Regions from separate parts of the Homo sapiens genome. Here all the other regions are linked to region 4. Evidence: chromatin contacts called from ENCODE Hi-C or POLR2A ChIA-PET data. All regions are on one chromosome and are shown on one strand. The core of a region is the stretch at or near the end of the contact, and the rest is flanking DNA. Distances in the headings are between cores, read along the strand shown. Region 1 overlaps LOC101927609 (a long non-coding RNA gene). Region 2 overlaps HDAC9 (histone deacetylase 9). Region 3 overlaps LINC02888 (long intergenic non-protein coding RNA 2888). Region 4 holds the start of SNX13 (sorting nexin 13). Region 5 holds the start of HDAC9 (histone deacetylase 9).

Evidence for each region. Hi-C counts contacts between places; a loop is a spot of excess contacts on that map. ChIA-PET counts read pairs that join two places held with the same protein, here RNA polymerase II (POLR2A). Pooled maps may share reads with other maps.
Region 1: a loop to region 4 is called in a map of naive thymus-derived CD4-positive, alpha-beta T cell, with 8 times the contacts of the local background. The contact joins the enhancer-like site here to the promoter of SNX13 in region 4. A Hi-C loop is called at or near these places in 3 of 168 maps with a recorded cell type or tissue (CD4-positive, alpha-beta memory T cell and naive thymus-derived CD4-positive, alpha-beta T cell), 1 of 37 single-sample maps with no recorded cell type and 9 of 50 pooled maps.
Region 2: a pooled map shows a loop between it and region 4 (2.5-fold over the local background). The contact joins the enhancer-like site here to the promoter of SNX13 in region 4. A Hi-C loop is called at or near these places in 1 of 37 single-sample maps with no recorded cell type and 2 of 50 pooled maps. POLR2A ChIA-PET finds 5 or more read pairs at or near these places in 1 of 52 experiments (OCI-LY7).
Region 3: a pooled map shows a loop between it and region 4 (3-fold over the local background). The contact joins the enhancer-like site here to the promoter of SNX13 in region 4. A Hi-C loop is called at or near these places in 5 of 37 single-sample maps with no recorded cell type and 6 of 50 pooled maps.
Region 5: a loop to region 4 is called in a map of OCI-LY7, with 3 times the contacts of the local background. The contact joins the promoter of HDAC9 here to the promoter of SNX13 in region 4. A Hi-C loop is called at or near these places in 2 of 168 maps with a recorded cell type or tissue (B cell and OCI-LY7), 10 of 37 single-sample maps with no recorded cell type and 7 of 50 pooled maps. POLR2A ChIA-PET finds 5 or more read pairs at or near these places in 1 of 52 experiments (PC-9).

The regions. Positions count from the first base shown.
Region 1 is chr7:17,232,162-17,237,862 of GRCh38, forward strand. The region is part of intron 6 of LOC101927609 (a long non-coding RNA gene); the gene reads right to left. Among named protein-coding and RNA genes, the nearest start is that of AHR, 64 kb to the right of the region's middle. RefSeq lists enhancers at 1,946-3,145, 2,251-2,300, 2,451-2,710. Within about 2 kb of position 2,055, at least 15 of the 41 ENCODE cell types and tissues checked have a DNase peak (open chromatin) inside an H3K27ac peak, as active enhancers do.
Region 2 is chr7:18,663,367-18,669,377 of GRCh38, forward strand. HDAC9 (histone deacetylase 9) reads left to right here. Exons shown (of 26, transcript NM_178425.4): 12 at 2,847-3,110. Among named protein-coding and RNA genes, the nearest start is that of HDAC9, 170 kb to the left of the region's middle. Within about 2 kb of position 4,230, at least 4 of the 41 ENCODE cell types and tissues checked have a DNase peak (open chromatin) inside an H3K27ac peak, as active enhancers do.
Region 3 is chr7:17,400,807-17,406,507 of GRCh38, forward strand. All of the region lies in intron 1 of LINC02888 (long intergenic non-protein coding RNA 2888), which reads left to right. Among named protein-coding and RNA genes, the nearest start is that of LINC02888, 29 kb to the left of the region's middle. RefSeq lists an enhancer at 4,609-5,701. Within about 2 kb of position 2,390, at least 2 of the 41 ENCODE cell types and tissues checked have a DNase peak (open chromatin) inside an H3K27ac peak, as active enhancers do.
Region 4 is chr7:17,936,719-17,942,898 of GRCh38, forward strand. SNX13 (sorting nexin 13) reads right to left here and starts at 3,776. Exons shown (of 26, transcript NM_015132.5): 1 at 3,566-3,776. The coding sequence starts at 3,577.
Region 5 is chr7:18,492,808-18,498,461 of GRCh38, forward strand. HDAC9 (histone deacetylase 9) reads left to right here and starts at 2,942. Exons shown (of 26, transcript NM_178425.4): 1 at 2,942-3,216; 2 at 3,455-3,517. The coding sequence starts at 3,496. RefSeq lists an enhancer at 2,671-2,720.

The DNA of each region.
Region 1 (5,701 bases), core at 805-3,304, 710 kb before region 4:
TACAGGTCCTCACACTAGTTCTGATTTCCTCTGCAGCAAGTCAAATAGTGCTGATACTTCAGATCTTACAGAAGTGGGGTAGTATAAATCTTGCTTCAAAATAAAATTTCTCGTATACTTCTGTCCCTGTTAATTCATGCTTATCCTTTATTCCTAGTGATAGGGCTTCTCAAAGACTTGGGTCCATAGCTTTGCGAGTACCCTGACAAAGAAACAGTAGGTGGAATGAGCAATTTATCTCATACGTCTTGGTTGATAGGCCTGTTGCAGAACTTCAGTAGTGATTGGCTAAGAAGCAGGCTAATTTTTTTTAAAATTTCAATAGCTTCTGTGATACTAGCGGTTTTTGGTTACATGAATGAATTGTATAGTGGTGAAGTCTGGGCTTTTAGTCTACCCATCAACTTGAATAGTGTACATGGTGCCCAACAGGTAATTTTTAAGAAACAGACATTGCAGCAGATATTTGTTGGTTCCATTGAGAGGTATTGGGACAATGAGAGAAAAAAAAAACACATCTTAATCTTTTCACCAGCTAATCCTGACATCAGATTTTGGGAGACTTTGTTATTGCTGTTCTTTGTTGAACAAATAACTCTTTAATTTACGTGCATCAGACTTATGTCACGATGACCTTTTGCTTCTTTATCCAATAAGGAATTTTGAGCACACTCTTTTCTACATGGCATTATAAGGCACACATATGCAATGTTTATTTACTATGTTACATTTTCTAGTGATGCATTATTTTAGATTTTTATCTAACAATTATCATAAGGTGCAAAATGGAAGATCTTTAACAAAAAGTTATAAACAACTACCATATGCCAGGGACTGTGTAAAATGCTGGAAATACAATGATGTTTTTTTGGAAATATGAATCTGGATCCCAGGAATTATGCAGTATAAAAAAAGAAAAAATACAGGCACACAGGATGAAACAGACAAAATATAGCATTATAAAGGCAACATCATAAATATGAACAGGAGTAGAGGTCCTACATAAGAACTGCTTTTAAGTCAGTGAAGACTCAAGACAGCAGGCGATATCTGAATTTTGTGTTGAGGATAAATAGGAATCAATCACATAGGAAGAGAGGGAAGACATTTCAGGCTTATTAAAGCCTATGCACCAAGTCACAGAGGTGTGGAAAAATAATACGAATTCAAAGCTACAAGTAACTAACTCTATGATGCTCAAGTACAAAGAAGAACAATGAGATGAGGCCACCAAGTGCTTTGCATCCCATAAGAAGCTTGGATTTTAATGTTCTAAAAAATAGGAGACCTATAATAAATTTTAAGGTAGAAAGAGATGACAAGATCAGACTTGCATTTTAGAAAAATCAGTGTGTATTACACATAATACTTAATACTTTTTAATAGTAAATTTAAATTTATGATCTTATTCAACCATATTGCCTCTTCAAAGAGAAGAAGAGCTATAATGTTATATAAATCTAAGCATAAAAAATATCAGGCATCCCATACCTCTCAGACAAGGCTTTATGTAAGAACAGCTGAGAGCTTCCTTCTGCCCTCATGAAACCATAAAGAGAAAATGTGTTATCTTAACAGGGAAAACTTTCTTTTACATTTTCTAGGAAGACTCACAGCCAAATGAAAACAGTATATTCCTGGAATGCCTTTAACTGTCTTGTCGTACCAGGACTTCTTGCTGAGAGAGTTCCTGCCCCCTGTAAACACAGAACATGCTTGTCTGTGCTTTTAACTTATATCCTGTATATGTCTTCCTGACAACTATCCATACAAGCGGCTTTCATTCCCTGTTTCCAGATGAGAATTGAACTCAATGCACATATTGAAAGGAAAGAAACCTAGGTTTTATATATGGAAATATCCACTCATGATTGGTGCCTTCTTATGGATACTTAATAGTACTGATATTTTTATGTTGCTTGATAAAAGATGATTGTCAAAAGAGATCCACACAGACAGTGGCTATAAGAGTGAAGCTGCACAGGTCCCTTTGTAGCAGTCAGTCTCTCTCCTACTCCCTGTCTCATCTCCTTCCCCTGCCACAAGGACCCAGAGAAGCAGGCAGGCTGGCAGTGTGATGACGGTATCTTACCCTGGCTCTGAGGTTGACACAGATTTCACAGGTCACTTCTATCACTGCAAAAGCACATTGGTCTGGAGTTTATGAAGAACATACAATTTCTGTTGGCATGTTAGGTACATTATATAAAATGCCCCGCATAAAGAAAGCAGTGTAGTTAAAAGCAAATGAAAGATAAAAAGAGTAACAACGTGGTTTCTCAGTATTTCATGGTACCGGTAGATATGACCTTCACAGACAAACCTAAATCTTTCTTATGTAACTGACATTTAGTCCGTTAGCCATTTTTAATAAAAGAGTAGAGAAGTTACTCTACTGCGGCTTTTGCTGGTACTTTTTATAGCCGTCGTGTGGTAGGAAGTAGGCCCCAAGTTCCCTTGGCAACAAGTAGAGTAGAAGCGATACACAGAAAACTGAGTCATCGGTGAATCATCTGAGGATTTCTGTTTCCAATCCTTGGAAATAATTTACCGATTGTTTTTTATTTGTGCAGTGTTTGCTGACTCTGAGTGGACACCTCAGAAACTGTAACATCTTTGGTCAATTTGGTCAATCGTTTAAGAAACATTCTGGATGCTCCAAGTAGACCTTAAGATTGATATCCAAACAAAACAAACCTCTGCTTGCTTTAAGATGACACTCACTCCCCATCTGAGGAGGAACAGATAAGTGAGTCAAGGTATTGGCAATGGGGAAGTCCCCTTTCTACAAAGAAATCTGATGTCCCCAGAAAAATGTTTCATGACATTGTCACATTTAAAATGTTAGTCACAACAAATTTTCAGACACCTAAAAAGAGAACAAATATGGTCTCATACATTTTCTCTCTCTCACTCTGTCTGAGACTTATGTTCATCAGTTACTCAATTCCCCCATTTTTTTTTTTACAAATACATCTCTTATATAATCCCTTTATCTCCACAATTGTTGCTTCTACCTTATATCAAGGTTTACCATTTCATTTATCTAGGCTCAGATTGTCCTTTACTTCATTGCGTGTACAAGGAGAAAGAAAAAACCTCCCCTAAAAATGCTTTTTGGCCAGGTGCGGTAGCTCAAACATGTAATCCCAGCACTTTGGGAGGCTGAGGTGGGTGGATCACCTGAGGTCAGAAGCTTGAGACCAGCATGGCCAACACGGCGAAACCCCATCTGTACTAAAAATGCAAAAATTAGCTGGGTGTAGTGTTGCACTCCTGTAATCCCAGCTACTCAGGAGGCTGAGACAGGAGAATCGCTTGAACCAGGATGTGGAGGTTGCAGTGAGCAGAGATCATGCCACTGCACTCCAGCCAAGGCAACAGAGTAAGACTCAGTCTTCAAATAAATAATTAAATAAATAAATAAATAAATAAATAAATAAAATAATGCTTTTCATCTGCCACCAGGGACCTAATCAAAACTCTTTAATAGTTCAATGGCTTCTTGAGGACCATGACTTATTTATTATTGTATCTGCAGCACCCATCATGGTGCCTGACCTACAGAATATGTTCAATATGTGTTTATTGAATGAATTATAATAATTGTGGTATTTTTGCTTATATGCACCCCCCCACCACACACACACACACACACACACACACACACGTTAAATCTAAAGCTTCTTGTGAGCAGAAGGCTTATCTTGTAAATTGTTGTATCCCTAGCTCCTCGAAGGGTGTCTGGTATGATACAAACATTCAATCATCATTTACTGAAATGGTGAATGAAATTCAAATGCTGGGCTTATACAAGTATATGGTATCCTCCCATACCTAGGTGAACTCGTTTCTCACCACTGCCTTCCTTCCTGTGAGGTGAGCCTTTGTACCATTCGAACTCCATGCAACTATTCCTACCAATTGCCTCATATGAACTACCTCACACAAACCACTGCCTACTTAAATTCTATCCTCCTTTAAGGCCCAACTGAAGTCACATTCTGTTCACAAATGAGACTTCTTGACTCCTTCAGCCCTCACAGATCTTCATGTCATCCAGACTCAGAGTACCTATGGCCTTTACTCAGATTTGTCCCTACAGACTCATTCTTCCATTGTTTGCCTCCTTTTAAATTCCTGGGTGATGTTATCTATTTCCTTCACTTTGGCATCTCTCACATGTTAATGCCACCACACTCCTTCATCTCGGGCCCTGATCTCAGAGCATCAAAACTCATTGTTTCGCAAGTCCTCAGGCTCAAAAATGTTAAGTGAGTTCATGTTTTTCGATTCTGAAGGTATGTTCATTGTATTGTTTTTGTCATAATGAGTCTTTTTGCCTTTAGCGTATATATGAAAATACTTGTGGATGAAACGATATGCTATCTCAAATTTATTTCAAAATAACGTGGGAGGAGATAAAATAAAGTGGGTATATTATTCTATCTCTTATTATATGTGCTTGAACTTTTTCATAAGTTTTTAAAAACTTTTGTTTTCCTCAATCATCACCTTCCATCACTTTGAACCTGCTCTTCTTTTGCTTAAATGCATCACTGTCCCCTGCATCCCAACTTTCTGGGACACTCACCAGGGGAAAACAGAGATTGACATGTGAAGCTGAGTCAATTCAGTTGCTCATGACATAAGTGGTTGAGTAGAAGATACTGGTGCCAAGCCAAACATTTTTTTTTATTTTTTTGAAACAAAGGGACCATCTATATTTTTTAAAGAAAAATAAGAGAGCTGAGTTATCCTGCCACCCCACAATGTTTCCAACTTTGTGACTCTCTAAAAAGAAGACAAGAGAACATCCCAAATCCACGGTTCTGTTGTTTCCTTTTGTGAACCACCTTTCCCTTTTCTCATCTACTTAGAAACCATCTACTGAAGCTTTGAGATTCTGCTCAACCATCATCCTGTCTGTTGTATTCCTGAATCTCTGTCTCCCATAGGCAGAATCAAATACTTTTTCATTGAAATTCCTACAGGACATTATACCCACTTGCTTTTTTAGTACTCACTGTGGAATATAAGTTATTAGTTTACATGTGTTCGGCATTGTGCTGATGTGGATGGAGAACTAACTTAGGTCATCTCCCCAAAACTCTAACCTCTGAGTTTTCCTCTCCCTCCTTTCCTCTCCTTCATACCCCAATTAGCATAGTGTATTGGAAAAAGTGGATGTTCAATGAAAGTTTGAAATGAATCAGACAGAATCTAATTTCTTCATATTTGTTGCTCCTTTTTTCTCCTAATATTCATACATCAAGTCTTCTTTCCTAATCTCCCCAACCCAAAAGGGCTCCTTCTTCTGAACTCACAATTTTTTTTTTTTTTTGAGATAATGTCTTGCTCTCTTGCCCAGTGGGGAGTGCAGAGGCACAATCTCGGCTCACTGCGACATCCGCCTCCCAGTTCAAGCGATTCTTGTGCCTCAGACTCCTGAGTAGCTGGGATTACAGGCATGTGCTCTCAGACCCGGCTAATTTTTGTAATTTTAGTTGAAACAGGGTTTTGCCATGTTGATTAGGTTGGTCTCGAACTCCCGCCTCAAGTGATCCGCCCACCTTGGCCTCCCAAAGTTCTGTGATTACAGCATGAGCCACTGCGCCCAGCCCACAATTTTTTTTTCCCTTCATAGCACAAATGTCATAATCTGCTTTGATTTTGGTGTGATGTATCCCATCTCCTTTCT
Region 2 (6,011 bases), core at 2,980-5,479, 730 kb after region 4:
TGATATTTGTGGCTTCCTCTTAGTTATTGAATATTTCCTGTAGTGTCAGACATCCAGAAGCTAGCTAGGTTCCAAGTCGCGCCCTCCCTCCCCCTCACCCCCCAGTAAGCAGGGACTTCCGACATAGCATTTCCTGGACACTGGCTCTCTGGCTAATCTTTCATCCGGTACTCAGTTCCTATTCCATGACCACACATCCCGTATAGTTCTTCTGCTATCCTCAAGAGGCCCTTATTGGCAGGATCCTTTGAACACCTCTCCGGGTATCTACTTGAATCCTTAGTGTCATTGGTCCACTAGCTCTACTGAGCAGGTTCCCAGTAACTTTTCAGCTGTGCTGTGTTAGTGAGAGGGAGAGTTTCTACAGCTCAGTGAGCATTTGTCCAGTCTTCTTACATTTGGTTTCTCTGATGGGCTCCTGCAGCCTCCTTCACCTGGCTTGTATCTTTTCTCAGATAAATCCCTTCTTCCCACAAGCTCCCCTCACCTGCTCTTATTTGTAGTCTGAGGTATGAGTAAGGGTTGCAGCACTGACTGATAGTCTCTGTCCCTCTCTCTCTCTGAATAATGAGCGGATGTTTGTTACCCAGTGTCCTTATTCCTGGCATCCCAGCCAAAACTAGGAATTTTTCTTTAATATCTTGCTCGTTTCTATGCTGTTGCATATTCTTTCTTAAACAGCCAATTAAATGGGTTCCTACAACTTTGTAGTCAAAATTTAGGACTATAATATGGTCTCTTTTCTCCAGAATCTCAGTAGTGTCCAAAGTACTATGTATTAAAGAAAAGAAGAGCTGATTAGTATTCAGAATTGGGACAAAAGTCCTGCAAATAGTTTCCTAAAATATACTTAAAGTCATCTAAACCATGAGTAAATGAATGTCCTCCTTCTCCCGACTGCCCAGTAACAATGGATGTTAGATGGTAGGCACAAAGGAAATTCATATTCAAATTTCTTCATTGTGATATGAGTTTTGATTGGTATATGTTTTCTTAGCTTGATCTTGTCTGACTTACTTTGGTGATATTTAGGTCTTATATGTGTTTTTCCTAAGTTATATTTTATTTCTCTAGATTCTTACTCTTCACCCAAATATATTATAAATTGTATCATCTACTTTAACATTATCTTTCGGCATGTTCCTCTGGTTCTCAAACTCCACTAGCCTTTTGGTGACTTAGATGCGCTGGTCTCCTTTTCCAATCCAAAGTCCCCACAGACTCTGCCTTCTACCAGAAATGCTCCCCACCCTTATTTCCGCCCCTGCTTCCCACCCCTCACACATGTAACTTACTCCTTTCCATCCTTCATTCTTTGTGTCTAAACCTAAATATAACACTTCCTCAGCTTAACTCCCTTAACAATCCCCATTTCCACTGCTATGCCAAGCAGTATGTGCTCTTATAACACCTTGTGTTTCTTTCTTCAAAGCATTTTGTCATACTTGAAAATAGGAATAAGTATTTGAAGCTTTCTAAGACATTCACTAAAAGCTCCATGAGGGCAGAGCAGTGGCTATTTTTCTAATGCTTAGCATGGTGTCTTGAACATAGTTGGCACTCAGTAAATATTTGTTGAACAAATGAATGAAAATTCCTAATAAATCTACCTACAGTGAAATCAAAGGACTTTGTTAGTGTGTTCAGGGCCATTTGAGGTTGCGTGGACTGCAGGAAAGTCTATAAGCCTAAAGAGGCTGAGGTGTCCATCTAAGTCTGAGTACTTAAGTATTCACATTTTAAAACATGTATTTTGTAATTATGTGTGAGTGGGAGGTAAGCATGAATTTGACAAAGAAAAATCTGCATTCATGTTTATGGTGGTAGTATTATAAGTGTGCTGCTAGTTACAATAATTGGCATGTTGCTTACATAGGCACTGACTTAGCAGAAAACTTAGCAACTCTTGAAAACACAGTTCAAGGTCTGCAGATGATTTGGTCCACAGGGCCACTGTGAAATAAAACAAATGACCAGTGTGAGACAAAATAATCTTGAGACTTTTTCCCCATTTATTGAGCTTTCATGTTATGATATTTTGCTATTGTTTAAGTTAGGCATATTGTCAGTTATCTTTTAAAATCATTAAGCAGTTAATTCATTGACTTCTGAAAACTAAGTTCAATCTAATTTATAAAATAAATAAAATGTCTAAATAATGATTTCCAAATTAAAAAATAATTTCCTGATTCTTTTCTAATATTTAATTTCCATTTGAGTCTGTTCATAAAACATCTTATTGTTAATTTTTTTTAAATCATACACCTCTTTAAAGTTCAGAATATCAAAATAAATATTTCTAGTTCTTACAAATATATATAAGAAGATGCTTTTTCATTTGACTGTCGTTTCTCTGTATAGGTACAAGAAAATTAGACAAAGACTATTAGCATTTGTGTTCTGGCTTTCATAGCGTTTAACATTCGTTGAAAAATGATATTGACAACATTTTTTATCACCCCCTTTATCTTTTGAGAAAAGTATTATTCCCAGGTTCAACTTTCAAAACATGTCCTTTTGAAAGTTTCAGGGTTTCCATGGATAGTTTATTTACCTTTTTCTACACCATGTTCTAACTGCATTAAAGAGTGATCCATTAAAAAGAAAAAACAATCCAACACTTAAAGACCTTATTCACTGCCTACTGGACCCATACAATATGGAATAATGGGACTACTTTAGATTTAGTATTACTGAGGAAACTTGTTGCCTACAAGTTCATTCTGAAATTTATGTTCAATGATTAGAAATCACAGTGTATGAGTTATTAGAAATCAAAGTGTAATTTGCTTCTCTGTTACCATGAAGAACTACTGAATTTTGAACCCCTGAACACTCTCTTCTAGCTGCTTTCGAAATCTATTGAACAACTGAAGCAACCAGGCAGTCACCTTGAGGAAGCAGAGGAAGAGCTTCAGGGGGACCAGGCGATGCAGGAAGACAGAGCGCCCTCTAGTGGCAACAGCACTAGGAGCGACAGCAGTGCTTGTGTGGATGACACACTGGGACAAGTTGGGGCTGTGAAGGTCAAGGAGGAACCAGTGGACAGTGATGAAGATGCTCAGATCCAGGAAATGGAATCTGGGGAGCAGGCTGCTTTTATGCAACAGGTAATAGGCAAAGATTTAGCTCCAGGATTTGTAATTAAAGTCATTATCTGAACATGAAATGCATTGCAGGTTTGGTAAATGGATATGATTTCCTATCAGTTTATATTTCTCTATGATTTGAGTTCAGTGTTTAAGGATTCTACCTAATGCAGATATATGTATATATCTATATAGAGGTCTTTCTATATACTGATCTCTATATAGATATCAATGTTTCATTGAAAATCCACTGGTAAGGAAATACCTGTTATACTAAAATTATGATACATAATATCTGAGCAGTTAATAGGCTTTAAATTTATCCCAAAGCCTGCTACACCAATTACTTCTAAAGAAAACAAATTCACTGTTATTTTGAGTTTATGTGTTGAGATCAGTGACTGCTGGATAGTCTCCCAGTCTGATCAATGAAGCATTCGATTAGTTTTTGATTTTTTGCAACATCTAGAATTTAATTTTCACATCACTGTACATAATGTATCATACTATAGTCTTGAACACTGTTAAAGGTAGTCTGCCCCTTCCTTCCTCTCTCTTTTTTTAGTTAAGTAGAAATGTTCTGGTCACCATGCCAGTAGTCCTAGGTTATTGTGTAGGTTGCAATTGAACATATTAGGAATACAGGTGGTTTTAAATATATAGATGCAAATTGCAGCACTACTTTAAATATTAGATTATGTCTCACATAGCACTGCTCATTTTACTTTTATTTTGTGTAATTTGATGACACTGTCTATCAAAAAAGAGCAAATGAAGCAGATGCAAATGTTAGTGAGAAGTAATGTGCAGCATTATGGTCCAATCAGATACAATATTGTGTCTACAATTGCAAAAAACACAGTAACAGGATGAATATTATCTGATATCAAGTCAAAATCAGTTTGAAAAGAAGGTGTATCATATTTTATATTGTCACTAGAATCTCTTAAGTATAATTCCATAATGACATGGGCATATACCGTAACATTCTGGCAAATAACAATTAGAAAAGATAGGTTTAACAAAAAAATTTACTTGTATATAATGCACCTTCAGGAGGACTATGTCCTTTGATGCTATAAAATACAAACAACTTTGAAGGCAACAGAAGACACTGTTTATTCAAGTCAGTTCTTTGTCAGGTTCCTGCTGTTCTCCTACAGAAAAGTGATTCTGTGAGGGTGAACAGGAAATGCCTTGTGGAAACAGGAAGTCCAAGTGATTCATGTACTGAGGAATGTAGGAAAAAAAATCTGAGGATAGTGCTTTACTCTTTCTGTTTTTAAAGGGCACTCTATGAATTGATTTATTGTCTAAGAAAATAACACCACAAGTAGGGAAATTGTTACGGAAGCTTTTCACTGGAACATTTCCTTCATATTCCCTTTTGATATGTTTACCTTGTTTTATAGGTTTACTTTTGTTAAGCTAGTTAAAGGTTCGTTGTATTAAGACCCCTTTAATATGGATAATCCAAATTGACCTAGAATCTTTGTGAGGTTTTTTCTATTAAAATATTTATATTTCTAAATCCGAGGTATTTCAAGGTGTAGTATCCTATTTCAAAGGAGATATAGCAGTTTTGCCAAATGTAGACATTGTTCAACTGTATGTTATTGGCACGTGTTGTTTACATTTTGCTGTGACATTTAAAAATATTTCTTTAAAAATGTTACTGCTAAAGATACATTATCCTTTTTTAAAAAGTCTCCATTCAAATTAAATTAACATAACTAGAAGTTAGAAAGTTTAAAAGTTTTCCACATAATGAAAGTCCTTCTGATAATTTGACAAATAGCTATAATAGGAACACTCCCTATCACCAACATATTTTGGTTAGTATATTCCTTCATATTAAAATGACTTTTTGTCAGTTGTTTTGCATTAAAAATATGGCATGCCTAAGATAAAATTGTATATTTTTTCCATCTCATAAATATTCATTTTCTTCAAAGTCTTTTTTCAATCTCATAAAAAAGGGATAGTGCATCTTTTAAAATACATTTTATTTGGGGAGGAACATGTGGCTGAGCAGACTTTTGTATAATATTACTTCAAAGATATGTAATCACAAACAAAAAAAACTATTTTTTATAATGTCATTTGAGAGAGTTTCATCAGTACAGTTGGTGGACGTTAATTGTTTGAATTTGATAGTCTTTGAATTTAATCAAGAAACTACCTGGAACCAGTGAAAAGGAAAGCTGGACTTAAATAATCTTAGAATTAATTGATAAATGTCTCTTTTAAAATCTACTGTATTTATTATAATTTACACCCTTGAAGGTGATCTCTTGTTTTGTGTTGTAAATATATTGTTTGTATGTTTCCCTTCTTGCCTTCTGTTATAAGTCTCTTCCTTTCTCAAATAAAGTTTTTTTTAAAAGATCCCCTTTCATACACTTGGCTTTGTGTAAACTTGCCGTATTTAATCGAAGTTGAAGCTTGCACACTAGATCTCATATATCAAAATACATTGCCAGTCTTTGTTGAAACAAGAAAATAAAGACATTTTGAGCAGTTACATCTAATACCATTAAAAACAATAAATTCAGCAATAATGACTTTCAACTATTTACATCCAAAATTTTCAAATAGCTAACACATGTAAAATTTGTTTCATTTTCCTTTTGCCAGTGTAAACTTTTTCATGATATGTTATCATGTTTGGTATTTAAATTAAAATGTCAACTTCTAAATATAAAACTTTATCTAAATAGATGTCAGTTCCTAACTTTGCTCAACTTAAAAAATTATTTTTAAAAAGCTTAACACAATCCCTTGAACATAACAAGCACTCAATAAATATTAAAATGAATAATATTCCAAGTGTCGTAATAATTATGTCTATTACAGTGAGATCTTGAAATACAAGTAGAAAGTGACAGCACATAAATTTAAAGAGAAAATAGTAATTAAATG
Region 3 (5,701 bases), core at 1,140-3,639, 540 kb before region 4:
GGAGAATGTAATCCCACTGCGATGGGACTGAGCCATAAACAGGCAGAGCTTTTGCTACTCCTTTAGAGCCCACCTCAGTATCCTACAGCAATCGAAGAGACAGTACAATACCCACAAACAGCAACTGAAAGCAATTTAAATCTCTAATGAGGTGTCCTGAAAAATTCTAGAGGAACATTCTACTTCTGATGCAGAGAAATACTTCCTAAAATCTTCTTTCCCTGAGACTCCTATAATTGTCTCACCAGAAAAGGAGTTGCCTTCCCTTTGCTCAGTTTGACTCAAGCTCACTCTTAGTGCAGCCCACATTGGCTTCTGTCCTCTTTCTCTTTGCACAGAAGCAGCTCTTCTGTTTATTTACTGACCCTCTGCCCTTTCCAGTCCAAAGCAATCAAGTCACAGTGGACTAATTTGAAGTCTTTTTCTCCCTTTCATCTATTATGTAACATCTACACAACAAAATTTGAGAAACATAGAAATCAGAGCTTGAACCTGGATGCCTAAACCAACATCCATCTCAGCAGGTAGAGTAGATGGTGAGATTGTGATGACCATATGTTTTTTCCTGAAGCATACGTACTACTATTTAAAGCATGGGTCATTTTCTCCTAAGACAGAACTTAACAAAACATGAGCCTTTAAATAAAGTATCAATGTATGTATAAATGAAGTCATCTCACTAGCATCATTCAGTTTGAAGAATACATTCAATGATCCAGAGCCAATATTAAATCTATAATATGAAATGGGCAGAAAAAAAATAAGACTCCAAATTATCACCTTCCCAGAAACCAACCTCTCTCTCACCAACTGCTCAGAAAAGAAGAAAGCAAATATAAAAGAAATATGACCATTTTGTTATTTTGCTCTTACATGGAATTGAAATTAAGCTATATGGAAAATTCACTAAATTCTACCGATCTATCTTTTTAAAAGGGAAATGTTAAGCAGTTCTGAAAGAGTGCACCCAGCTTCCTTTCCAAAGGATACTGCTAATGGAGTTGAACACACCCTTCCTGTCACCCCAGGTGCTAAATATGTGGAAGTTGGGAATATCTAAATGCTTGGAGATCCTGAAGATACTCCCTGAGGTGGCTATAAAAAGACTACGCTTGGCTTCTGAGAATGTAGTGGCAGACACTTTCACTTTATTTTATTTTACTTTATTTTATCATGGGAGGAAGTTTTATTGAGTCACCATCCCCCTACACCTCAACTTCTCTTTTTTAAAAATATGTGTAAGTTTTTTCTACTTCTGTCTCTCAGGAACAGGTTTTTGGTGGTTCAGAAATTTCTCCCACTTTTACCTGACTGTGGGCAACCTCAGCAACAGAGGCTCCTGGAAATATCCTCCACCTATTTTTCTCAGATGTGAGAACGGTTGACTGGAGTTATGAGGGGGAAGTGGCTGGTGCAGAAAGTTGCCAAAAGGGTGATGGAAAGTTCTTTACTGATGAAAAAAGAAAAGAATAATAATTCATATTTATCTTTTGACCAAGACAAGATAGGAACAGAGGTGCCTTTGCTTGCTTTCACCTCAAGCAGGAAGTGAGAGTCCTATTAGCCTCTGGGTTCTGGGAAGTCAACGATTTGGGGTTATTTTTCTTCCCGCCCATTTCTTTACCTTACTCATAGGTTTAATATTGACCTCTGTCTTTATCACTGAATCTGTTTTTCAAATTGAGCAATTCTCAATTTGTCAGATGATTTATTTTTTACATATACATGAATGTTTTGTTGAAACAAGACTTTCAGCGGTATCAGTCATGGGGGAGCTTAGCTGTGAACCCGGAGGTGAGAGTAAAGTCTTAGAACAAAGAGGAATTCGAAATTACGGAACATTTTTAACTTCTTTACTCAGTGGTAAAGAATGGAACATCTTTTACGTCAAACTACTGAAGTTGTGGGCAAAATTACAAGCGATGATTATGCAGGATAGGTTAGTTTTTGGCCATTTTAGGCTTTTCTTGATTTTATGGAGTAGTCTGAAAGGAGTGAGCTGGTGAGAGAATTTACTAGGTGCTGAAGCAATGAGAACTGACAGCTGATATACAGGGGAAGAGCTCCGTTTCAGTCACATTGAATTTGAGGTGCCTTTAAGAGGAGGTAATCAGGAAGAATTTGCAACAGTTCTTTAAACCCCGGTGGATATCAGAGCTAATCATGTATCCGTGGGAGTTGTCAGGGTAAATCTGATGACTGATGCCAAGAACCTCACATAAGGAGGTCAGGTGGCATGAGAAGAGATGATGAGTGAGAACACAAGCTGAGAAAGAACAGTATTTAGAGGATGGACTGAAGGACAAGTGGGGGAGTTTGAAAATGCGGAGCTGTAGAGGTAAAGGACACTGAGTATATCTGCTCTGGTCCTTTGGGGACTTTCCACAGCACTAGCTTCACCTTGGTTGCTTGCCAACTGCTGAGACAGTAAGTCCAGATTTTAGTATTTGACCCACGCTGCCTTCTCCAGATCATGCTCCTTGATATTACCTCTGAATTTGCTGAAAGAAAAACATTTCCACTCAAATATCACTTGAACATGATTTATGAGTAAAATGAATAATATTTTACTATAAAACATACAGAGGTGAGTCTCATAACGATATTCAGGGTGGCCCCAAGCTATCTTCTTTTTTTTTATTTTTAAAGTTTTCAAAATATTTTCAGGCCAAGTGTGGTGGCTCATGCCTGTAATCCCAACACTTTGGGAGACTGAGGCAAGAAGATCACTTCAACTCAGGAATTTGAGACCAGTCTGGGCAACATAGCGAGACTTCATCTCCACTTAAAAAAAAAAAAAAAAAAAAAAAACTCAAATGTGGTGGCGCACGCCTTTGGTCCCAGCTACTTGGGAGCGCTGAGGTGGGAAATCTCTTGAGCCTGGGAAATAACGGCTACAGTGAGCTTTGATCGTGCCATTGCACTCTAGCCTGGGTGGCACAGTGAGACCCTGTTTCAAAAAAAGTGAATATATTTAAGGTATACAGCAGGATGTTTTAATATAGAGAGTTAAATGACTGCTATCGTTAGCTAATTAACATACCCATCTTCTCAGGTAGTTACCTTGTGTATGTGTGTGGTGAGAATACTTGAGATATACTCTCCTATCAAATTTCATGTATATAATATAGTATTACTAACTATGGTCACTATGCTATACATTAGATCTCTAGAATGTATTCACCCTACATACCTAAAATTTTATACACTTTGACCAGCACCTTCCCTTTCTTCTCTCCCAGCCCCTTCCCCTAATAACCACCATTCTACTCTCTGCTACTGTGAATTCAGCTGTTTGAGATTCCACATCTAAGCTATCTTCTTTATTAGCCATTGCTAAAGAGTCACTGATAAGCCTGCTTCCTGTCTGTTGGGTGCAACTAAAAAGCAGACCCTTGATCTGGCATTCTGGTGGTGAAGTGACTTATAGCTCTAGAACCTCCCAACCCAAGCCATCCTACGGCAGCTGTTCTGAAGTTGACTTTTATAGCTTCTACAGAACTGTAAGCTTGCCGTTGAAAGTGGCACCTAGCCATTTATTCGCCAGTAATTATAAGCAAATGAATCAAATTTGAAGCAGGAGTGTAATAAAATCAGTAATGGATAGGATTTTAAGCAACAGGCAAACTTCTAAGAGGGGCTGGCACCCCTTTTTAAAAATAGATTAATGTCATCTGCAAACAGAGACAATTTGACTTCCTCTCTTCCTACTTGAATACCCTTTATTTCTTTCCCTTGGCTGATTGCCCCGGCCAGAACTTCCAATACTATGTTGACTAGGAGTGGTGAGAGAGGGCATCCTTTTCTTGTGCCAGTTTTCAAAGGGAATGCTTCCAGTTTTTGCCCATTCAGTATGATACTGGCTGCGGGTTTGTCATAAACAGCTCTTATTTTGAGATATGTTCTATCAATACCTAGTTTATTGAGAGTTTTTACCATGAAGGGGTGTTGAATTTTATTGAAGGCCTTTTCTGCATCTATTGGGATAATCATGTGGCTTTTGTCATTGGTTCTGTTTATGTGATGGATTACGTTTATTGATGTGCATATGTTGAGCCAGCCTTGCATCCCAGGGATGAAGCTGACTTGATTGTGGTGGATACGCTTTTTGGTGTGCTGCTGGATTCATGTCCTTTGCAAGGACACGGATGAAGCTGGAAACCATCGTTCTCAGCAAACTAAAACAAGAACAGAAAACTAAACACCGCATGTTCTCACTTATAAGTGGGAGCTGAACAATGAGAATACATGGACACAGGGAGGGGAACATCACACACCGGGGCCTGTCGGGGGCTGGGGGCTAGGGGAGGGATAGCATTAGAGAAATACCTAATGTAGATGACATAGGTATTAGGGTAGATGGGTGCAGCAAATCACCATGGCACGTGTATACCTATGTATACCTATGTAACCTGCACATTCTGCACATGTACCCCAGAACTTAAAGTATAATTTAAAAAAAGGTAGTAAGATGATAGATTTAAACCCAAATATATTTGTAATTACATGAAATGTCAGCAAAGTAAGTACTCTAATTAAAAGCTAAAGATCGCCAGATTGGAAAAAAAAAAAATATGCTACTTTCAAGAGATTTTCCTTATATAGAAGAATATAGAAAAGTAAAAGAATGGAAAATGTATAACATGCAACCAATATGAAACAAAATAGAATTTAAGGCAAGGAATATTATTCAAGATAAAAAGGGAAGGCTGGGTGAAGTGGCTCACACCTATAGTCACAGCACTTTGGGAGGCCAAGGCAGAAGGATTGCTTGAGTCCAGGAGTTTGAGGCAAGCCTGGGCAACACAGTGGGACCCCATATCTAAAAATAAAAAATAAAAATAAATTTTAATGAAAAAATAGATTAATGGCAGAGCAGACTTGAGAGACAAATGGTTCTTGCAATAAGCGACAGCGGTATTAAGATGTATGTTCAGGATCTCATTGGATAGAGGATTAGGAAAATTTCTTTGTTTTAATGTTTCTTAGTAGACCTTTTTAGAAAGAAGGGCAGTGTGAAAATAATATCCTAAGAGCTCATAACGGCAAATGCCAAGGTTTGTGTGGTGTGTGTGTGCGCGCACGTGTGTGTGTGTATGCATGCCTGTGTAATATTATGAGATAATACAAGGGAGAAGGGTGATTCATGGAAAGAGTGGACGAAGGTTTCGAAAGCTACCGAGTGAGAAAAGGTCTGATGAGTATTTATTTAGGAATTATGATGTCACTGGTGACCTTAGCAGGAATAGAATCTGTAAAATGCTAGGGGCAAAACGGGGTTACAGGAAGGTGAAGAGTAGACAGAGACTTCCTTTTCCAACAGTATTGGCAGAGTAAATATCCTGAAAATCTATCCTGCTACAAAGCACCTAAAAGTAGTAGATACAAAATGAAAAACACATTTAAATGCATGCCTGTGTTGGAAAGAGTAAGGGAAACCATTGGAGTTATCAGAGGCTAAATGTTCTGGGAAGGACCAATTCAGAGAATTGTAAGCAGTGAAATCATCTATGAATTCCAGGGGCCTGGGGCTTCAGTTGTGACACAGATCAACTCAGGTCGGCACAATGGGAGAGTTAGATTCAAATTCTGGAACCCATAATGAATTACATCTTCAGTGAAACTGCAAATTAGGAAAAAAATAAAAATTAAAAACAACCTGCCCTGAATGAAGAAACAAATAAAACTGGTGAATTTTTTG
Region 4 (6,180 bases), core at 2,526-5,025:
TCATTATCTTCTAATGTTGTGAAAACTCGGATTAATTAAAACAAATTCTCAGGTAAACAAACATCCCATGCTCTAATTTCGATATATGAAGTTTACTGTTAGGGGAAAAGAAAAAAAAAAAGAAAAAAAAAGAAGGGATAGAGGGAGAGTGAGGAGTGAATATTAAACAAGTAACTTTCATGTACACTATGACAAATTTTTTGCCAAGTATAGCAGGAGTCACATTAGAAGCAGGAAGTCCTAACAGGAGCAAGGACAACAGAAGGGGAAAAAAACTAACATTAAAAAAAATAAAATAAAATAAAAAAAAAAAAACTAGCTAGACGTTACATACAGCTCATCCCTGTATGTAAAATGCAAAAAAAAAAAAAATACATACATAAATATGACTAGCAAGTTTTCTAAATAATTCCATTGTATTTAAGATAAAATAATATAAATTGAAGCCAAAAAGTTTACATCGAGAACTATATGGGAGCTATACTTTCAATTTACATTAATCTATATTTCATAGGCTCAAAGTTCAATGTACATATTAGTTTGCTCAACTGAGTGATATTCCATTTTAGCTTAATATAAAATGGTCCTTAATTGATCACTTGTGTGGCTTCTCATTTCTGAAAAGGTTTCAATTAGAGATATATTTTTGGCCCGGTGCAGTGGCTCACGCCTGTAATCCCAGCTGCTTGGGAGGCTGAAGCACGAGAATAGTTTGAACCTGGAAGGCGGAGGTTGCAGTGAGCCAAGATCGCGCCACTGCACTCCAGCCTGGGCAACAGGGCAAGACTCCGTCTCAAAAAAAAAAAAAAAAAAAAAGATATATTTTCACAAAACGCAAAACTGAAAAGTTTCATATGAACACTTATCATTACTATTCTCATTATGTATCTATGTACTTAGTATCCTCACCTTGGTTAAAAAAAAATAAAAATAGTATGCTGATTTTATCAGCTACAAAGAAAATTAATGATGCATTCCACACTGAGTCATAAAAAGCACACAATGTGGAATAAGAGGACCTAAATATGATTTCTGTCTCCTCCATTCTTTATACAACTCTAAGTAAGCTCTTTCAACTTTCTCAACCTGTTTTATCATTGGTTAATGGGGATATCACCTACCTCAGTGTTGAGATGTAAAGAATCCAGGCACATACTACAATTCACCACTTTCTGAGCACAGTAAATGCTTGCTGAGCATGACTAATATAAAGACAGGAGAATCTTTCATAGCACAGCTCATCACTACACATTTTGAGACCTAACATGAATTAAATCACATCTCCTAAAAGCTGCTGATCTAAGTCAGCAATGTCTAGCAGAAGCAATAAAAAGGAAGTCTCACACTAATTTTGTAGTAGCCAATATTGAGTGAAATTTTATATCTAAAATATCTCAAAATAGGACTAGTTTACGAGGCTTAGAAGCCTTGTTTAAAAAATGAAAAGGAAAAAAAGCTAAGGTAAAGCAGAAAGTCTTTTTTAAGTAATAATCATTTTCAGTTTACTGACAATATTCAGACAAGGAAGTACAATAGCATGTTTTAAAATCTATCAAGAGAGCTGAAAACTACTTGAGAGGCAGCTGAGCAAAACGGTCAGAGCTCTCTACTGAGAGTTAGGAGATGAGATTCCAGTTTCGACTGTCACTAATATTTAATAATTGACCTTGGACAAGAGTCTCTGGCTTCAGTTTCCTAATCTATAAACGACTACTGAAAACTATAGGGAAGACTTTAGTACAATTTAATCTGGGTCTTACTTTGGCGAGGCAATCTAGAAAAGTTAACAGAATGGGCTAGGTGGCAACTGCCAAGGTTGGAATCCTGCTTCTGCCACTTATAAGTTGTGCAGTGTTCACACAAAAAGTACTAAAGTACAGTTTACTTAATATTATCATTGATTTACTGTTTAAAATATTTCCCTAAAACGCAAAATTGCATTAAAATACAGAAGCTGAGAAAGCTCCATCTTTCCAAATCATTTTACTGGCAGACACACAAGTAGTTCATTTGAAAGTATTAAAACTCTGAAACATGTTAACATAAGCTAAGTTTAAGGAAAAGATCATATCATATAATATTACACATTAGAGACAACACTAAACACTTATTATAAGGCTAACTGTTCCCACTAAAATATCACACTTAAGGTAAAAATGAAACTTCTGCTACTTATAACTCTTTTTTCTAATCTATTACTGCTAATCACAACACAAACTTATGCTATAACCATAATCTCAATTAACTCCAAGAATGAAAAATCTGTAGAATTTAGAAATATAAAATGAACTTCAAACAACTAAAAATACGTACTGTAGAAGTTACAATCAACCAGTAAGTATTTATCATATGCCAGGCTCTGTGCTTAGATTAAGTACAAACAGCAAAGTATAAAGTTCCTCAAAGTTAGTCACGTTCCAAGGACCTGAAATTTCAGGCAAGTACGTGCTTTACCATCACTTTTCACAAAATAAAAGCCACTCACCTACAAATGTTTGTATTTCCTTTTTGGCCCATGTAGGAATACTTCCCATTGCCCACTAAAACTGTTTCCTATTCAGTTCAGCCCATAAAAATGCCCAATCCGGTCAGTTCCTCACGTCAGGATCCTCACAGTACTTAAAGTGAAAGGCTTCGAAAAAGGTATTTCATCAAATCACAAGGTTCAGTATTTTATGTTCAGTGACACCTACACCTGCAGATACTACAACACATAACTGGGCTAACCTGGGTCAAGTACCTAGTTGCACCGATTTAGTTCTTCCCCTTAAAGTGTTGCTAGTAAAGGCAAACTCTACTTCTTCAAAAAGTCGGCTTTTTGCAATGCCCATTAGGCACTAGAAAAGGGAAATTGATTGGTTCGTCATAGTTGCCCTACTTCCATTTCAGGTCCAAAGAAAAAAACTATTCCATAGGGAGTAACAAGGGGGCCACACGCAAATCAAGGTGGCAGATGCTAAACTGAACTTTGTGATGACCACGATTTAACCGAAAAGGTGATGGATGTGGGGGAGGGGGATGACCCAACTGAGCCATACATGTGCAGCTTGAGATAAAAAAGTCCACTTCATGAAGCAGTCAAAGTAGAGGGTGGGAAACAAACCGGTCGGGCCGAGCAACAACCCCAGGGTGCTGACCGAGCTCGGAGGCGGAGGGCCCTGGAGCCCAGGGACCAGAGAAAGGAGACCTAGGGCAAACCATAGGATCACAAGAACCAGCAGTAACGTGGAAAGGCCAACGCTGCCACAGAGTAGCGTGTAAGGGGACACGAAGAAGGGAGCGATGAGTTAGAAGGGAGTGACAGCAGGAGGGAGACCAGTGCCAGGGGCGAGTGGCAAGTGGCAACTGCGAAAGGCGAGGCACTGGCAGCCGGAGGTGGTGGGACTCTGTTGAGTCAGCACAGCTCCTACTCTGAGGGCACTTGTAGGATCCCCGCTGCTCCTCGGGCCCTGGAGCCCACGGCGAAGGGTCAGGCCCACCTTCCGTACAGATGATGTTCTCTGACGGGCTGGCGCCGGCCCCTTCCCCATTTCACAGGTAAACACTGGCCACCGTCGCCGCTTACCTCAGTTAACATTATTACACCCCGGGGAAGTGAGGTCCTCCCTAGCCTCGCCTCATGGCAACAGCCGTAGCAGCAGCGAAAACTGCTCGGGCCGCCGCCAACGGCGGCAACTGCTCCTTCAGTCTTCTCCCGGGCGGCGGTTTTACTCGGCTTCGCTGGCCTCCCCTCGGCCCGGTCGCTCGCGACGGACGCGCCGCCATCTTGGAAGAGCGACGTCCGCGTCTCGCTGCAACGTGCGTTCCCATTGGCGGGCGCAGGGGCTGCTGGCGTCTCGTGACCGTCTCCATAGCGCCGGCGCGCGGAGAAGCGGAGGTAGGCTGTCGGCAGTCGGCTTGGCGCTGACTTGTAGGACCCCGGGACCGGGCGCCTGGGCCAACTTGGGACCGCTGGGAGTGCAGAGGGGCCCCAGCGCCCGAGCCTTCCGGGAATGGACGTGCGCGCCCTTGGGGCCGGCGCATCATCCACCGCCCACTAGCGTTGGCCCGCCCTGGGGAGAGGAGAAAATGCCAGAGGCCGACACTTGACTGATGGCGCTGCGGACCTCGCTGGTCTTGGGGACAAGGCGGCAGATTTCCTTTAGAAAAACTTCCCTCTCGCGTCTCCCTGGCCCCGCGGCGACCGAAGAGTTGGGGTTCGGCTTTCTTCTCCTGGGATTTAAGTGTTATTTGAAACAGCTCCCTGCGCGGCCCTTTTCTCCTAAACTTTGACAGAAACTTCCCTTTGTCCCTACCAATCCTCAGTGAGTTCTTTACAGGGGTCCGAGACAGGTTGTAGATATGATGCGGCTTATCGGCTTTACCCCGATCCTAGCGGAGTTAGGACTTGCTGATGTAATTGGCCAGCACCTGCCTAACAATGAAGGTTTAGTTATGCTACAAGTAATGCACCTCTAAAAAAACGTAAAACAGGCTTTACGTTTTACCTGCTATCTCCACAGGTTTACTAGCTGCTTAATACAATATGCTTGTATATCAAGGTGAGCAAATTTCAGCAAATGTCATTGTAAATAGTCCCAACTTAAATGGAATTGAACTCTGGAACTCAATGTGCATAGAAGTCCCTGAGACTGACGCCATTCTAGATCTACCACTAGATGGTTTGCGATGTACGGAATTAAAGGCAGTCACTTCTACCTGAATTGTGATGAAAGTAGTTTACCTGAACATGCTGGGAAAGTGTGCTACCCTGTTTTGTATTAGAAACCAGTTTCCAAGTAAATTGAAAAGCAAATTTTCAGACTTGACATTAAAAACACCTCCATGTCATTCTTACAAGAGGTACAAAAGCATTTTAGAAAACTAAAGCCAGGAGTTTCTTCCCTTTTACCAGAATCTTTTCCCTCCATTTAACAATAGTACTGTTGTGCTAAATGAAATTTACTTAATGTATTACTCTTACAGTCTCAAAACAATAAGGGCATTGCAAACCTTGTATTATCTCTATCGTGTCAAGGAAACAAAACGGTTCATTTAAGCAGTCATGCAAAAAATTCAAGAAAAACTGATTTTGCTCAATTCAACTAATTGAAGCAAAGTAGTTTTTCTTGTTGTTTTAATCTGCATTTTGTACATCATTTCCACATTGCTGGACCAGCAAAATTCTGACCTCTGCAATACAATAAAATGTGTTACTGGTATTGACAGATGAAGCCACAAATAGAAAATGAGCATGGAAATCCTACCTGGACTGAGGTATCAAAGGATACCAAGAGATACTAGAGACAACAAGGAACCTGGAAAAAGATAGTGTTCCAACCTGTAAATAAGAAAACAGAGAAGGAGGTTCATTAATATTTAAGATACCAGCTAGTAAATTAAAACAGCAATGTAGTTGTCTGGCTTGAGTATTCAGTTTTATTTACTACATCTTTTTATCTTTTCTAGAAGCAAGGCATTAAGTGTTGACACTTGAGTATTGAACCAATCTGTGATATGACATGAATATGCCTTTAACTTTCAGAAGTTTGTCTACAGACTTACAAGGAAACCAAAAGTAGTCGCTCTTCCAATGGCTTCCTAATTTTCTCAGCCTGAGTCTTTTCTGCAACCTAAAAATCCTATGCTAGCTGGCCTCCCAAGTCCTACCTCACCTCCACCCCTCTGACCTCATTTCTGCTAAGCACTTTGTTCCAGTTACACAGACCTGCTCCCTGCTTCTGTAACACCAAGGCATCTTCTTGCCCTGAGGCCCTTACACTGTGTATAGTTTCTATCTGCAAAGATCTTTCCACCAAATACCTGCATGGCTAGATCTTCCACTTCTGTCCAATCTTTGCTTAAAAGTCATCTTTTTTCAAAGAAGCCTACCCTAATCATCTCATTTAAAATATTGCCCCTTCCCCAGAATCCTCCCTTCCTTGCTTCTGTTTTTTTCATAGTACTTACCTTCTAACCTTCTAACATCGTCATTTTCTATTTTTATTTTCTATTGCCTTCCCTCCGCTAGAATGTAAGCTCCACAAGATCGGGGATTTTTTTTTTTTCATTTTGTTCAATGTTTCCTTAGTACCTAAAATACTAGAATAGTAGATGGCACAGAGTAGATGCTCAATAAATATTTCTTAAGTGAATAAATGAATGGGTGAATCATTGCCTAAAAGACACTAAAAGGAAAAG
Region 5 (5,654 bases), core at 1,692-4,191, 560 kb after region 4:
CTTAATAATGGAAATATGGTAATCAATATAGTTGATGGTTGTTTTGATGATACTTATTTTTCTTCTGAGAAACAAGTGGGGTTTTTTGTAAGTATCCAATGTCTTTTCACTCTAAAATATTTTTTCATTATCAAGAGTTAAATAAAAGAGAAGATGGCTGATGGAAAAACATACTGCAAGAATGCAGGGATGAAACGTAAATAAACCTCATGTTAAATAATGGTCAAAATGAAGAAGACACATTATTTACAGTATTTTATGTGGAATGCCCTTTCCTGGATCCTTTAAGAACTAGGATAATTACTAACTCAGTCTTCTGGAGTTTTATTCTATTTTTTATTTTTTATTATAAAAGCTGAGAGATCTTTTTTTATCAATTGTTGTTTGAAGGTGTAATTTAAACTTAAAAAGACAAAAGATGCATAGGCATATTGTATCAATATGGTGATTTTGTTATCTCTTTTGTATATTCATCATAAATTTTTGTATTCTGTTAAAAATCACTCTGAAACAGACAGTGGGTCCATTTTTCATCAGTAGATCATATTAAATTTTATTTGGAATATCTCAGATAATGATTTGTATCATTTTGGTAAGGGACAAGATGGTGAGACTGGATAATATAAATGCTAGACCTATATGGTTAGTTATTAATTACCTGTATTTCCTTAAGCTACTGTCTTTAAAGCCTGACTCCAATAGTGAGTCCTTTTGTAATCAAGCCTCCTTCGTTTCCTCATGAGTGAATTTCAATGATTGTTTTTCTTAATATAAGAAGTTCTTGTTCTGATCTCACCACAAAAAAAATGGTAACTAGCTGAGATGATAGATTTGTAGCTTGATTATGGTAATTATTTCACAAGGTATAGGTGTATCAAATCATCAAATTGTACACCTGAAATATAAAGAATCTTGATTTGTCAAATATACCGCAATTTAAAAAATGTTCTTTACATAAATGTTTTGTAGAATAAAAAAAAAAAAAGTTCTTCAAAAGAAATCTCAAATCTCCAAATGGAAACAGGTAAAAGTGGAGCTCCCCTGGTTCCACGGAGAACCTTTTTTGAGGAAACTTAGGCAACTCGCAGGTACCTTATGTCATGAGACAGAGTTTGAAAACTACAATTGACTATCTCTAAATTTCCTCCCAGGTCTAAAATGTGATGATAGTTACTACTTCAGTACATCATCCTTAAGGAAAATTATTAGGTCCACACTGTTTCTATCCTTTGAATTTTACACATAAATTTTGTAATCAAAAGTTTATTTGTAATATCAGATGGAATCAGATAATTGCTTTTTGTTTTTTCCACTGACAGGAACATAAGATTTTGTTGTGTAGCTTAAGTCAAACGCAGTTTGGAATATATATTTTTTAAAAATTGTAACTTACATATCCAAATACAATTTTTCAAGAAGTAGAGTATTCAGTAGAAATTAATCTGTGAAAGAAGAGGAATTCAGCAGTGGCCTATTTGATGAATGATTTAACGTGCTTATTTCTTCCCTTTCATCAAAACTCTGTGTCCCCTTGTTTGCCCCCTCTGACTTCATACTCTGGAGTTGACCAAGATCCCTCTTCCATCGGATTGTTCTGGGAATTTTGAAATAATCTGCTTTTTCCTCTCTTTCCCCTGTTGCTTCTGATGCCTTAGAATTACATTTTCCTCGCTGATTTAGTTTAGAAAAGAGAAAAGAGCTTCCATGACTAGTAGATTATCACTTTTGGGTTTGCTCTTGGAAGTGACAAGATGCTAGGATCCCTCTTTGGAATGTAAAATTTATCTCTTATATAGAAAGGATATAAATGTAGCACCAGAGACTATAAAACTCTGATACTATCTACTGTACTGTATAGCTGAACGCCACAATGTGTCTGGTAATCTATTGACTATCATAAATGCTATTTCTACAGAAAAGTTAGGAGGTCCATATTTCGGGCAACCAATGTATAGCTGAATGCAGAACAGTCATAGTTGGGTACTAACCATATATATGATTTATCCATCAACAGGTGCATATGCTCAGAAATTCTGTATCCATAAGAAATCAGACTACTTTCTTTTCCTTTTGCAAGTAAATTGAATTTAGCCTGAGAGGCTGAGGGGAAATTTTCACATATAAGCCACGGTTTTGTGTTTTGTGTTTTGTTTTGTTTATAGATATAGTACTAACTGGATGGATGCGATAAAATTCATAGGTGGTACTAAGATACAATAGGATTTGTGAAATGGACAATTGTCTTGCATAAATAGCAAGTAAAAAATCAAGCCTGTCCTTCATAAAAATTTTATTCTGGGGTGTGCTTGTTTTCCAAAAGTACCTCTGCTAAATCTCCTGTTAGTCCTGAAACTAGAAGGCAGAAAAGCTTCTAGTGCTACAGCCAACTGCAGTGTAGCCTGAGAAACAGGCAACAAAAATAGAACACCAGGATTGCTGTGCGTGGGTGAGGCAGAAACCACATTATGAGCAAAAGCTTCCAGTATTATTTTAGAACCAATACAGAGCTCTGTACTTCTCTCCTCTCTCTTCCAAAAACACATACTACAAAAATAAAATGAAATGAAATGTATGTGCATTTGCCCTCTTAGAATTATGATTCTTAATTTTTTTTCTTGCCTTCCTTTCTTTGGAAGCGAATCGCCAGTATGGAAACACAGTGTGTAAAGCAAGCTTCGAGAGAGGAAAGAGTTAATTGGTTTTAAGGCCCTGCGATAGAGAATTATGGTTGGAAAGATAGAGGCTGGACAGCTGGGTTTGCTGGGGTATTTTTAAATGCATTAATGCAGGCTCCAATCACTCGGCCATGCTTGACCTATTTTTGGCTCAGGCCGACCATTGTTCTATTTCTGTGCCTGTGGGCCATGCTGTTGTTGATTCATATGCAAATGGATTATCACTCGCTTTAGCCAACTTGAGCTGAGAGAGACTGAGAAAGGGGGAAGAGAGGCACAGACACAGATAGGAGAAGGGCACCGGCTGGAGCCACTTGCAGGACTGAGGGTTTTTGCAACAAAACCCTAGCAGCCTGAAGAACTCTAAGCCAGGTTTAATTGGTTTCTTTTTCTCGTGGGTAGACTTAATAATTTTCTACGTATTCTGACAAAGAAATAACCCCGAAGCACGTTCCTATTTCCCACCTGCTTGTAGTTTCCGGGATAACCTAAACTCCAGAGAGCTATAGCATCCACTCTGTCCTTTCTGCTTTGCACACAGGTTGGTAACATGGGAAAAGTGTCCAGGTCTTTTTAAAAGTGGATGCCCATTTGAGCAGAAAGGAAATCATTGTCGAAGTTGATCCTCTGCTGCTTCTCCTCAGGGAGGAGGGAGAACCAGCGAGGGTAGCTCCTGGGGCCGGTGCACTGAGCAGTGATGAATGTTTCATGTAGCTGAAGTAAGAGTGACTGGAATATGCTGCAGACAATTTACGAGAGTGACTCCTGTTTTTCCTCAGATGGGGTGGCTGGACGAGAGCAGCTCTTGGCTCAGCAAAGAATGCACAGTATGATCAGCTCAGGTAAGATCCTCTTTCATAACTGAGACGTTTTAGGTTTGAAAGGGGGCTGGCTTGGGAAATGCAGCTAAGAAAAGCACCTCTCTTAAGGAAATTGCTGCTTTTTCGTGTTGATGTTGCTATTTTCTTGGTGCGTCTGTAGGGTTTAACTTAGATCCCTTCCATTACTGTTTCTGTGCATATTCAGTCTGCTTAGGGACAGCAGCTTCTGAATGAAATTGCAAACTATTGCTTCTGATGAAAGATGAGACTGAGATAAGTAAAATGTAGTTGGGGGTGTTTTGCCTTTACTATGCAACTAGAAAAAGGAGCTGTGTACTGATTGTAAGCCTATTCTAATAGGACTTTAAAAATCAGGTAAGTTCATATTGGGGCTTCAGTTTAAACTGCAGCCCCGCTAGCCTGACGATTTTATATTTACTCTGTGCCTACAGAAGCACATCTATTTATAGACCTACCTTCTAAAATGTGTTTGCCACAGAGTTATAAAGGTAGTTTTCTTTTTTCCATTATGTGGCTTTTTCTCATCAGCCCCAAATGAAACTGTTTAGGATGAAATAAAATTGTTATTAGCAGATGCTTATTTTAATTTTCTTCAAAAACATGTGGGAAGTCTAGCATTGTCAGGCAGATGTGATGGCATAACACACATGTAAATGTGTTAAAAGCAGGTGCAGCGTTTTAAAGGATAATAGGAACAGATTCTAATTTCTAGTTTCTCAAGGAGATGAGCTGGTGGGAGATTGAGCTTGTCAGCCTTGTCAATTTATACTTACTAAATGAACATACTCTCCAGGCAGTATCACTTAACGTGTAATTATTGCCTTTCATATTTATTTCCTATGGCTATTTCCTAAAGCTTTGGGAACTCTTTGTTTCTGTCCTCTTCTGAATGTTTCAACCTAAAATTGGCTTAAAGTTCTCACTTAGATCCCACTTCCCATGTGGGCTTAATCGTAATTATAGATCACCGCCTAGATTTCCATGATAAGAATGCCACATAAAGCAGTGTTTACTTTGTAGAGCTAGGTGTGAAAGAAATATTCCACAGGTTGGCATGATGTCTGTTTTGGTGTTAATACACCTTCCCATATGGGGATCTATGTTTAAAGCTAGTTTTCTTTAAACCTTGGTTAGTTATGTTAATTTTAAGATCCTTCTGTTGACCCAATCTTTTCATGGAATCAGAATAAAATATCAATTTTGCATAATTTGGTATTTATACACTTAAGTGACAGGAATTATGTTAATGAATAGTGCCTGCTTAACAAAAGCAAACCTACCAGAATTTCAGTACAGTTTATTCTTATAGCTGCAAAGCTGACAAGGGCTCCGGGAGGGTTTAACAGGTATGTCTCTAATGGGACTGGTCATTTAACTTAGCATTTTATTTTTTAAAATATGGATGAACCCTTTGAAAATAACTATTTTAGAAATCTTTTCAGCACTATGCTTTATCCTTTTAGTCCTCACTTCTGTGTTACAAGTTTGATATTTTTTTTCATATGGTAGAAACATACATGCCTTCCAAGTAGCAAGTGTCTGCTGAAGCTAAGGCTGGCTACAGGTGTTTGCAAGCTTTGCTTTTTTCTCCACATCTTTGATAATCACATACAGCTTTACACCCATTTCAGTAGAGATTGTCATTTTCCTAGCATTTAATGGTTTGTGTACAAAGCAACAAGATTTTCAGACAGGGAAGTGCTTCAGGCTGTCCATGCTTTGGCCAGTTCTACAAGAAGCAACATTTAAGCAGCAGCTAGCTATTAAATGAAAAGTGATGTAGGTTAACATCAACTCCCAAAACCTGTCTGGTATAAATACATAATCACTAAGTTCTATTTATTTTTAAAATGTGAAGCATAAAAACAATTACACCCTTCCTGCCATGCCATATATTTCATATATGTTCTTAAATTTAATTCACCTAGTCTTTATTGTATACTTCCTGTGAGGCACTGGCTCTCAAAGTTGGACTCACCAGAAGCACTTTACAAAATATGATACCTAGATTCCACTCCCAGAATGCCTGGTTTAATTGGTATGGGGAACAGCCTGGGGATTGAGGTTTTTAAAATCTCCCCACCTTAACCTTCAGCAAACTGAGATTCACTGCTGTAGGGCTAGGGAACAGATGGTG